2 separate regions of the Homo sapiens genome follow, and region 1 is linked to region 2. A link is a contact called in ENCODE Hi-C or POLR2A ChIA-PET data. All regions are on one chromosome and are shown on one strand. Each heading gives the region's core, a stretch centred on a gene start or an enhancer-like site at or near the end of the contact. The rest is flanking DNA. Distances are from core to core; before and after follow the strand shown.

The links. A loop is a pair of places that touch in the nucleus more often than their neighbours do. ChIA-PET counts read pairs that join two places held with the same protein, here RNA polymerase II (POLR2A). Pooled maps may share reads with other maps.
Region 1: a map of heart right ventricle shows a loop between it and region 2 (9-fold over the local background). The contact joins two enhancer-like sites. A Hi-C loop is called at or near these places in 9 of 168 maps with a recorded cell type or tissue (PC-9, Right ventricle myocardium superior, heart left ventricle and 5 more), 16 of 37 single-sample maps with no recorded cell type and 17 of 50 pooled maps. POLR2A ChIA-PET finds 5 or more read pairs at or near these places in 4 of 52 experiments (GM12878, MCF 10A, activated CD4-positive, alpha-beta memory T cell and 1 more).

Annotation. Positions count from the first base shown.
Region 1 is chr10:88,145,765-88,151,757 of GRCh38, forward strand. The region is part of intron 1 of LOC101929727 (a long non-coding RNA gene); the gene reads left to right. Among named protein-coding and RNA genes, the nearest start is that of PTEN, 290 kb to the left of the region's middle. Within about 2 kb of position 1,772, at least 7 of the 41 ENCODE cell types and tissues checked have a DNase peak (open chromatin) inside an H3K27ac peak, as active enhancers do.
Region 2 is chr10:88,383,011-88,388,792 of GRCh38, forward strand. All of the region lies in intron 4 of RNLS (renalase, FAD dependent amine oxidase), which reads right to left. Among named protein-coding and RNA genes, the nearest start is that of RNLS, 200 kb to the right of the region's middle. Within about 2 kb of position 4,266, at least 19 of the 41 ENCODE cell types and tissues checked have a DNase peak (open chromatin) inside an H3K27ac peak, as active enhancers do.

The DNA.
Region 1 (5,993 bases), core at 522-3,021, 240 kb before region 2:
GGATTTTTTAAAGGTGATGAGTTGGCCAGTGATGAGGGAGGGCGAAGAGTGGCCGGTGGGGTGGGGTGGGGGGACACAGAAAGCATACATGTCTTGACTCAGTGTGGTTGATGGCCAGAACCCATTTTCAATCCTATGAAATCAGAGGTAGATTTACCAGACATTCTTGCTTCATAAAGTAGGCATGCTCTGTGCTCTTTGCCTCTGGATTTGAGTGGAATCCAGGCGGGTGTGTAGGAATCTTTGGTAACCCATTAGAACATAATCTATTCATGTTTTTCTCCCTCCTAGCCCATTTAGGAGAAGAAAACCTTGGTTTATTTCTCTCTCAAGTGAGGAAGATAAAGAACAAAACAAATAAAACTAAACACACATCTGAATTCCAGTCACTAAAATGATGACTTGGAGTTTTGCAAACAGAACAAGTCTTTGCATGGACTTGAGATCTTGGCCATGGAATCAAGACTGAGGGGTAAGCTTTGTTTCCCCAGTCAACTCACATATACGTAGAGCAGCATTTCTCAACTCAGCTTTTTTATACCAGTACTCTACTAGCAAAGAAGTTATAGTCAAGTTATATTTTCAAAGTCTGCATTATGACAGCAATGCATTTCATTTTCTAAATATAACACTAGATTATAATATTGATTGTACTTTTTCAAAATACTCTTCATCCCCCACCCCACTCCTATATTGTCCCTTTCTATTCCTCACCCTCTGATTTGAGGATCACTGAACAACATCATTCAGCTGTCCTACTTATGGTGCTATGAATCTAGAGCCAATTCTGGCCAAGGGTCTCAGGGTATTCTCCAAAGGAAGTTCAACAACAATCTTTGCATGCAATATGAATTAAAGTAGGAGAATTTTTGTTTTGTTTTGAGACGGAGTCTTGCTCTGTTGCCAGACTGGAATAAAGTGGCATGATCTCGGCTCACTGCAACCTCCGCCTCCCAGGTTCAAGTGATTCTCCTGCCTCAGCCTCCCGAGTAGCTGGGACTACAGGCACGTGCCACCGTGCCTGGCTAATTTTTGTATTTTTAGTAGAGATGGGGTTTCATCATGTTGGCTAGGAGGGCCTCGATCTCTTGACCTTGTGATCCACCCGCCTCGGCCTCCCAAAGTGCTGGGATTACAGGCATGAGGCACTACACCTGGCTGGAAGAAGCTAATTTTTGTCTGGTGTCCAGTGGTCAGAGAAATAGACAATTGGCAAATGAGAAGACAATGTCCAAAAAGGAAATTTTTTTCCAAGTCAAGAAATAAGCTAAAGCCTAGAATTCATCTTTGAGATTCCTCAGTGCCTAATATAGTGCTGGATGTATAAGTGGCTATCAGTAAATATGTTTAGACCAACAATTCAAATTCCCTGTGTGGACATACTTGATGGATCACCCTGTGGCTATGGTAGGAGATGTTGGATGAGGCAGCAGCAGCACAGAGGAAGGAGGAATAAAACCAGCCTTGGTTTCAAATGTCATCTCCGCCTCTTATTACGTGACCTTGGAAAAATTACTTAAATCTTCTTTGTCTCAATTGTGTCACTGTAAAAGAGGAATTAGAATACCTCACAACTTTATTATTTATAAAAATTAGAAATAGTGTAAGCAAAGTGCTTGGCGCATACACAACTCTCATTGAGTGGTGGCTGCTACTATTATTGGAAATAAAAGAACAAGAATATTAACTTAAGAAGATTTTACTAGGGAAAAGCTTCTTTAAGCAAACTCTCTTCCAAATCCGTGAAGCAGGGTCTGGCTTTGCCCCAAGTTTTTGAAACACGTAGCCTTGGTGTGAACTCTGTACCCAGTCCTTTTCTGTAATCCCTGTAGACCCCAAGTTCTGCTGACCCCAAAGTGCCTTAGTCATAGGGGAATTAATAGGACATTTGGCCAAAACCTCCAAATGGAGATCTTCCAAGGACAGAACATTCTGGAACCCATAGTGTTTTATATATTCTTCTCACAGTGGCTGGGGTCAAAACAAAGCCAGAAGGAAAACTGTGTTAGGAGACCCAGATCCAGACCCAAAGAAAGAAAGTTAAGAAGTTTTCGAATTTGCTTGTTGTAAATGATATATCTTGGCACCTAATTTAGCTTTCTCTTGGCAAACTGGCTGGTTTATTAGTAGTGAAGTTAATTTGAAAAATGAAATAACTTCCAACAAGTTAAAAAGTAATGCTTTAAAAATTTCACTGTATTAATTTTAACATTGGCTTTTCATGTTATTACGTTAATTTTATATGTGATGGTTCAAGTGAAAGGAGTTGTTCTATTTTAAATATGACATTCTATTTGTGAATACAATTCTGGAAATATTGGGAGAAACGTAATTGGTAAAAGTATTTTCTATTAAATTCTCTGGGGGTGGTGGTGGAATGTTTTCTTAAATTATTTTGGTTAGAGGGCAAACACTGTCTTTTAATGATCTTTGAATCAGCAGAACTTATTTAGCATAGAGACTGACATACAAAAGTTAATAAATAGATGCAAGAAAAACTAAAACACAGCATGAAGTGGTGGGGAGAACACTCCACACAAACCCAGAAGTCTTTCCCTTTGGCCTCAGCTCTATCACTAATATGCTGTGTGATGGAGACAATCACTTAACCTTTCTGCAGCAGACTCTTTCTTTATGCTGCAAGGCAGAGGAGTGAAATAATAGTGGTCTTAAAGAGTTGCTCTGCTTGCCTCATGTATTAGTCCATTTTCATGCTGCTGATAAAGACATACCCGAGACTGGGCAATTTACAAATGAAAGAGGTTTAATGGTCTCACGGTTCCACGTGGCTGGGGAGACCTCACAATCATGGCAAAAGGTGAAAGGCACGTCTCACATGGCAACAGACAAGAGAAGAGAGCTTGTGCAGGGAAACTCCCCTTTATAAAACCATCAGATCTCGTGAGACTTATTCACTGTCAGGAGAATAGCACAGGGAAGATTTGCTGCCATGATTCAATTACTTCCTACCAGGTCCCTCCCACAACACATGGGAATTGTGGGAGCTACAATTCAAGATGACATTTGGGTGGGGACACAGCCAAACCATATCACCTCACAAGAACAGCATAGGGTGCAAATGAGACAATGAATGTGCTTTGTACACCAGAATATATGACATAAATCATGACAAAAAATATAGAACTCTTTGCAGTTTTTTAATTTCTTAATCAAGATGCCTTCGGAGAAGTCAATCAAGTTGGGAACAGCTAATATTCTCACCTAGGCCATGCTGTATCATGACATAAATAATTGTAATAACATTGATAATGACTTATTTATTGAGCAATTATTATTATAAGCCAGATCCTGTGGTAGACAGATTACATTCTTTTCATCTTTAAAACAACCCTGTAAGTCAGGCATTGTTATTATTATCTTTATTTTAGAGATGGGAAAACAGAAGCTCAAGTCATATCCATCACTTTGTCTGTCTGACTCCAAAAGTCATCCTCTTGCCACTATGCCATATTGCCCCTCATAAAAAGTTTTAACAGGCTCTGAGCACCACTGTGATACAGGTTTCTTTACCTAGCAGATTTCATTGAATCCTCACCACAACAAATGAGGTAGAGTATTATTATTGTCCCCATTCTACAGTTGACAAAACTGAGGCACAGAGGGCCTAGGCAATGGGCTCTGTCTGATCCCAAGTGTGGCTGTTTTTCCTACACAATGTTAGAGTTTACAATACTTCTTTTTGTGATAGTGTAGAAACAGTGGGGCAAGAACTTAGGCATAATGTGTCCTATATTCCTCCCTAGCAGGTGACATTTTTATTTGTAGAAAGAAGTTAAGGAATAGCAATATTGAGTTCCAGTGGGAGCCTTTCTGCAAGGCAGAGGAGGGCCTAAAGCTAATCTCAGTGGACTTTGTGAAGGATACTAGCCCTCCGACTTTTGATTTGTCTTTCTGTTTTAGAGAAATGAATGAGTTATGAATCTTACTCCCCAAGTAGCTGCACAGAGTTCAAACCTAGACTTTTGTGCAGCAGGAAGGCAAGCACCGGACCTATGTCCAACCAATCACAAGCTCCCAGGGAGCCATCCCTTTGGAAGAGAGGGAGCGTGGGAACAAACAGGCCTGATGTCTGTCTTTTATTTTTACTATAATGGAGTCTGGTGTTCTGTGGAAGCAGCAGCAGAAGTGGCATAGAGCTGATGGAAGGAGGGGTGGCAGGCCCTGCTATAGAGATTTAAGGCAGACCTTGCCATTGACTGCTTGGCAGTGGTGAGGATTTTCTTATCCTGGTCTTGGACACTGCTACTGGAAGCCTAACGTTGATCTATGAATCACCTAAAATCTGTGAGCTATCTATACCTCTTGATTAAAATAGCCAGAGGTTTCTGTTTCTTGCAAATAAAACCCATGCCTGATTCAGTAGTCATGCAGTTCAGTCAATAGGAAGTCTCATCCACCTCCAGAGACTCTGGCCTCCAAGTGTGCACTGATCAGGGCATTGGATCAGTCTTCTCCACTGTCCTGGGCACCATAATAAGAAAATCCAAGTTCTCTATTCCCCAGAGTGCTCCTGGCATCCCTGGTGTACTGGCTTCTGAGAGCCAATAGTTAAATTTTTAGGAATTTTATGAGTCCATTGATATTTCTGGTACAGCAGTTCCCTCATCTCCATGATTTCACTTTCCTTGGTTTCAGTTACCTGGGGTTCAAAAATACAAAATGAAAAATTCTAGAAATAAACAATTCATAAGTTTAAAATTGCCTGCTGTTCCACGTAGCATGATGAAATCTGTGCCAGCCTTCTCCACCCAGACTTTGATGTGAGTCATCCCTTTGTCCAGTGTATCTGCATTGTAGATGCTCCTTGTCCATTAGTCACTTAGTGGCCTTTGCGGTTATCAAATCAAAAAGACACAGTAGAATCATGGGCCACATAACGAAGTTTCAGTCAACAATGGAACACATATAGGACAGTGGTCCCATAAGGTTATAATACTGTATTTTTACTGTATCTTTTCTATGTTTAGATACACAAACACTGTATCTTTTCTATGTTTAGATACACAAACACTTACCATTGTGTTACAGTTGCCTGCAGTATTCAGTACAGTAAAATACTATACAGATTTGTAGCCTAGGAACAATATTCTGTACCATAGAGCCCAGGTGTGTAGTAGGCTCTGCCATCTAGGTTTGTGTAAGTACACTCTATGATGTTTGCACAATGACAAAATCACCAAAAATTTATTTCTCGGAACTTATCCCTGTCCAGAAGCAACATATGACCGTATACATAGGGTTTGGTACTATCTGCAGATTCAGACATCCACTAGAGGTCTTGGATTGTATCCCCTTTGGATAAGGGGGGACTAATGAAGCTTAAAATCAGCTATGGTTGGAGTATTCACATCCTAGAAATGGGCAAATTCTACACATCAGGCCTCCCACACCTCCCAGTCCATTGTTAATTTACCAGCACATTACTGTCCTGATATCTTATAATTTTGAGCTTTTTGCTACAGACTTTTAATGAAATGTTCTGCTAAGCCTCATTCAATATTGATAACATTTGCTAAGATTTTTACTATGAATTAATCTCAAATAAAAAAATATAATTTGTAAGAACCTTGCTAGTGTTATTTGCTAATCCCTTCAACTGTTGAGACCCCTTCAACTGTTCTCCTATCTGATCCAGAAGAAATGTCACTTTCTCTGGGCCTTAACTGACCCCTCCATCCAGAATCAATTACTCCATCTTCTGAGCCATCCCCAGTACTAGGTGCATCAATGCACTTGCCTCATTATTGTTCTTAGAAAAACATTTACAGAATGCTTATACACATTAGGCTCTATTCTAGTGCTTTAGATATAGTAAGCAATTACTGAAACCTCATAACCATCCAATGAGGTAGGTACATTTGTATGTTGCTGAATTGGGCCATAGTTCCTCAGTTTCTATTTAGAAAATAAGGTCTCAGTTTCAGCTGATTTTAGTGCTAAAGTTTTAGAGCTGGGGCTGTGATTTAGGGAGG
Region 2 (5,782 bases), core at 3,016-5,515:
AACCTATAGTGACTCATATTATTCATCAGCGGTGCTTTGTGGAACATCTTTAAATCTATCATGTGTAATTGAAACAGTAGTGTCAATGGTGATATTCATTTACTTTTGCGGACTTAACCATCATTAGTCCTGTAAAGTTTTGTTAGAATAGAATCTGAATATTCTACTTCTCTATCACATGGCAGAAACAATTGCTAAGTAGTAGTAACATTTCATTATGATTTGTTTGAGCTCAGGGCCAAGATTGAAATTTTTATGAATGAGATGCACCACTATCACCTATAATTGAATACTGAATAGTTTTGGAAATGAGCTTTCCTACAGACTGTTAATGTTTCTTTAAAAATTCAACCTAAAATTGTTAGGCAAAACAGCACTTACAAGTGAAATTTATACTGTGGTAAAGTCATTTCAGTGACAACTAATGTTGTTTGAATCACATGTAATGTCAAACTGCTTTCTACATTTCCTGTGCTGTCAAAAGTTAAAACAAGAAGCAAGACCTCCATTTCCACACAAACGTGCAGCAGATATATCTTTTGAGTTCAAACTACAATTCCAGCAGTGGATTTTTTTGGACTTTGATGCAAGTGCAAATGAAATTTCCTTATTTCAAAATCCATTTAACTGTGCAATTGAGGAGCTTCCACCTACCCTTCAATTGGAAGTAATTAATATAATGACATGCTAAAAGGCAAATACCAAGAGAAGAATCTAATAGAATTCTTTAAGTGCTTTTTAAGTAATGATTGTGCTAAATTAAAATCATATGTTCATCAACAGATATTAGTATTTGACAGTATCTATTTGTGTGAAAAGATATTTTCAAAGACAAAATATGTAAAACCTCATTATGAATCAGCATTAACAGATGGGCATGGGCAATTGATTCTGATGATAGGAAGCACTAACTTTGAACCCCAATTAAGTGAAATGTTATCACTCTCCCACAATAAAAGAATTCAATTTTTCTCATCAGTAGACCTATATTATAGAAAATTATACTTAACTATTATTATCAAATTTTCCATTTTTGTCAATAAAGATTTATAGAAATTTGTTTTCTATCTTGTCATGTAATTGCCCACATAATATCCTTGATTTTGACTCTTGGCCTAAAAAGTCTAACATATTTACTTTTTGGGTCTTAACAGAAAAATGTTGCCAATCCCTGACATAGACTATTCTCTTATGTCCTTTATTGTCAAAGGTGTCTACTAAAGATAATTCTCAAAATAATTGTATAAGTTCATGTTTGTTGAGTGCTTACTATGTGCAAAGCTGTTTAAGTTCAGAGACTTTCTCAAGGTCAAACACTGGTAAATGAATTAACCATTATTTAGATGGTTAACAATGATATAGATAGTACTGTAGTTATAATTCCCATTTTACACATGAAAAAACTTAGGCTCAGAGAGGCTAAGTAATTCCTCAAAGCCACACAACCTAGGCTTTGCAGCCAGGAAGATGAGATTAAATCATGCTTAATTCCCTTACCAGTGTATGACCTTGGGAAAGGCTGTGAACTTCAATTTCTCTACACTATAAATTGAAAATTATAGTACTGACTATATCATAGGGTTGATTTCAATATTAGATTAATTACTATATAGAAAGCACTTAGAACAACTATAGCTCTAGTGTGGAGTAGTCAGAAATGGCCTGGAAGTTCATTTTTAGTAAAGAGATTAATAAAATAGTTTATTATGTACCAGGAGTTGATGGAGAACAGTTCCCAATTCAGCTGTCAATTTGAGCTTTTCGCTTATGAAATCTATGCTATTGAGTTGACGTTTGTTAAGGAAAAGAACCTAATGTCTGATAAACAGGCAAAAATTAACTATTACATTTAAATGTGACTATTGCAGATGTACTAAGTAGTTGAGAAAGCCAGTTGGGGTCATACTCACTTAGGCTTACACCTAGCTTTGCCTCCTTGTTAGCTGTGTGACCTTGGTCAAATCACTTAACCTTTCTGAGCTGAGGTACCCTCCTCTATAAAATGTGGATTTTAAGTAGGCTATTATAGAGGATGATGTGAGGATTTTAAAAGACCATGCATCAAAAGTACCTAAGATGAAGCCTGATTTAAGAATGAGCTCAGCAAATGCTAGCTCATTTCCTTGGATTAGCCTTTCTACACTGACCCAAGGCTTGCAAGGCAAAGCAAAACTAAATAAAAGCAAAATGAAGTTAAAAAGCCCAAACAAATAAAAACCAATTTGTTAATTGGGTGTTGGTGGATAAAAAGACTCTGAAAGTACATCCAGTCAAATTTGAATTTCAGGTAAACTATGAAATTATTTGTAGTATAAGTATATAAGTATGTAGTGTAAGTATCCCAAGCATTGCATGGGATATACTTACACTCACTAAATTCTTCACTGTTTATTCAAAATTCCAATTTAACTGGATGTCAGGTATTTCTATTTATTAAACCCGGCAGCCTAGACATGGTAGAATTTAGTAAGCCCAGACATGACAGACTCCTGAATAGCCAAGGCACAGAATTCAAAAGAGTCAAATGTGTTTCCAACTTGCTAACTGCAAAAGCATCAAGGAAAAGGTTGACCCCACCCTCTCTGTCTCTGCCAAGCAAAGAGCCCAGATGGGAAACCCCAGGTGAGTGATTTAGCCTCCTGTGCATACTCTATGGGATCCTGGTGCAGAGGTTGCTGGGAAAACCGTGGCAGCCTGCCCTAGGTTTTCCTTCGGGTGGGGCCCTGTGGTTATGGTGTGGTGACTCTTTGTCACGGTGCCCCTGCCACGCCCTGCTTAGTCCACCTGGTGGTTGGGGGTAGGGGAGAAGAGAAGTTACAGGCAGAAAAAAAGGACTTATCAATGTAACATATTTCTTAGGTGGTTTGTGCATTGCTGTTTGGGCTTGCAAAACTTTAATTATTACTTTGATGCAGAGTGGCTGCAGATTGTCACTGCCAGGCCTGATTTAATAGCCTGCTTGCACAAAGTCCGACAGAGATTGCTTTTGTTGCACTTTCTAACAGCTCGTGATGGTGGCTTTTTTACGTTAAGGAGGAAACTCTGTGGTTAAACTGTAGCCTAGGTATTTTTAGAGCCGTTACCATGTTAACCGAAATTTCGTACATTTCACCTGCAGGATATGCAGTCGTGCTTAGGGCCTTCCTTAAACTCTAACAAAAAATATAATTTAACAGTTGTTAATACTGTGCTTAGGACCAACTCCATGTTATCAGAAAAGCTACTGACCAAATACTGGACTGCTAAGAATCCTTTTTTTGGATGGGTGGTACTGTGCCATTAGAGAGTATTTTTTTTTCCTTGATATAAAACGAGTTGAAGGAACATAACCAAAAGGCTAAAATTGGTTAGTTCTAAAGGTCAGAGCCTGAAGGCAGTGACCCATTTGTTAATCATTAAGCTTTTCTAAGCCGTCTCTGACAGAATTCTGGCTTTCTGCCACTTCTCTGGTCATTTTAAACTGCAAATTCTTGTACTGTTTCAGTTTTTAAGTAGGTTTCAAAGGTTATGAGAAAGGCATAACTTGTTAGCTATTTTTCCTTATCAAACGTCTTTAGGGTTTTGGAAGGCAGAGCTGTTCTGTGTTAAGAGAATCCTCACAGCATACCCAGCCATACAGCATTTAAAGATGGACTCTTGGGTCCTCTGAAAAGGGTGGATTTCTAGCTATCATTCCCATGTTACTTAGTTTCCATAGATAAGCAGGATGTGAGGGCTGAGGACACCCACTTAGCCATTAGGTATTAGTTCCCAAATCACTGCTATCTCAGGGTAGTTGTCTCCAATAATCCCAGCACTGAAAGTTCAAAAAACAGGAGCAAAATAACCACAATGTATTTATCATCTTCTGTCATCAGTTATAAAGTGGAAGTACTTTAAAATATTTTGAATGCATTTTTGTAAAGCCCAGTGAGGTTCCAGTGCTATGACGTTTCATTGCCAGAAAACTCAATGCCAGTTTATGCTCTAGTCCATCTGAATAAAAAGTGATCTGTACACCCAAAACACATAAACAGAACTAAATTTTATGTAGCCAAGGGACATTAAGCTGCTAAAACATTTGCTTCAATATTGAACATGGAATAGCTGTCCTCTATTTCTCAAGGGAAAAAATATACAGTCAAACCTTGCTTATCCATAACCCAAACTTCCGGAAGCCTTAAGTATTTGGAACTGCTCCAAACCCAGAAGAGGGGAGGAGTGAGAGGAATAGAGTGGGGGTGGGAGAAGTGGGGAGCAGAGAGAGACAGAGAATGAACTAGCGGAAAGCAAGCAAGTCAGCTTTTAGAAGTAGACCTGAAGCCCTAGCAACACTGAAAAGAGACCTGGAGCTTACATCTGATTGGCTTTCCAGCCAGAAGGAATAGAGAGCTCTGATTGGCTGGTGATGATGTCTCCAAATAACCAGCCTTTTTCAGGAAAGCAAATTTATGTGGCAGAAAGGACAAGAGACAGAAGAAGCACGCAAGAAGAAAAGCGAGGAGAACAGAGCAAAAAAAAAAAAAAAAAAAAAAGGAAGATTATTTGTTACAGTGGTGGAGACTGAGACAAAAATGAGAATAACAAGCCTATTTACGTAACTGCTTACAGTTTACAAAGTGCTTTTACATGTAATCATTGATATTGTCTTTACAAAGACCTGCAGGGCTCCCAGAAGTTAAATGGCATGCCCCAGGTCACCCAGCTAGTAAGAAAAATAGTGCATGTCTTCTGGCTAAAAATCTAACACTTTTGATATGGAGCAGGTGTTGTGGAGATAATGATTTAGAGTTGTCCTGTAGGACAGAGGGAAGCAAATGCTCTGACAGCAGAAAAGAAAATCAGAAGGCACGTCAGCCTGTAGTTTAGCGGGCAATGCAGACAGGAGTGAAGGGCTCCCTGTTCTTCACGACCACACACCTTGAAAACATAGATATAGGAAACATCTCTGTGGGTATTTGGAAGGGGAGATGGTTGTGGTACAAATGAAACCTATGTCTAGAGGGCTCAGAGGGCAGTCCTGAATATATTTCCCTGGGGTGTATCACAGTCGCCTTTCATTTAACACGTAGAAGTTGGATACCTAATTATTCCTTCCATCTATCCTTGAAAGCTGTTCCTTCCTCAGGCTTAGTCGACAACATAACCATTCACCCAGTTGCTCAAGCTAAGAACCTGTAAGTCATCTTTGTCTTAATTTTCTTTCCATGTTTAATTTATCAGCAAGTCCTGTAGATTCTACTTCTAAAACACACCTTGAATAAGGCTACTCTGTTCATCTCCATAATCACCATTGTTTTCTCCTTCTGAGCCACTGCAATAACTTGCTATTTGGTTTCAATACTTTCTGGCACCCTGTCTTCCCCAGCTCTTGCCTCCTTCCCTTGAAATCCATTCTCTGGACTATGCCATCCTGCTTAAAACATGCCTGAGAATAATTCAAAATCCTTCCCAGGATCTGGCCCCAGTTTAATTTGCCTCACTCTGCCTAGGACTCACTGTTCTAGCTATGGAGGCCTCCTTTTTGTTATCAGAACACAGCACAGTCTTTCCAGCTGAAGAGACTTAAATATTTTGCTGGTCCCTGTCTCCATGTTATCACATGGCTAGCTCTTTCTCCTATCTCATGCTATCTACACAGACAGTCCTACTCTCACAAGCTGTGTGAGAGTTCCCTTCATTCTCATAGAACCTTTTTATTAACTTTCTGTGACCTCTCAAACTGAAATTACTTATGTTTTTATTTGATTCCTTGTTTATCATCGTCTTTTTATATGACTTCCCCCTACTAGTAATCAAACTC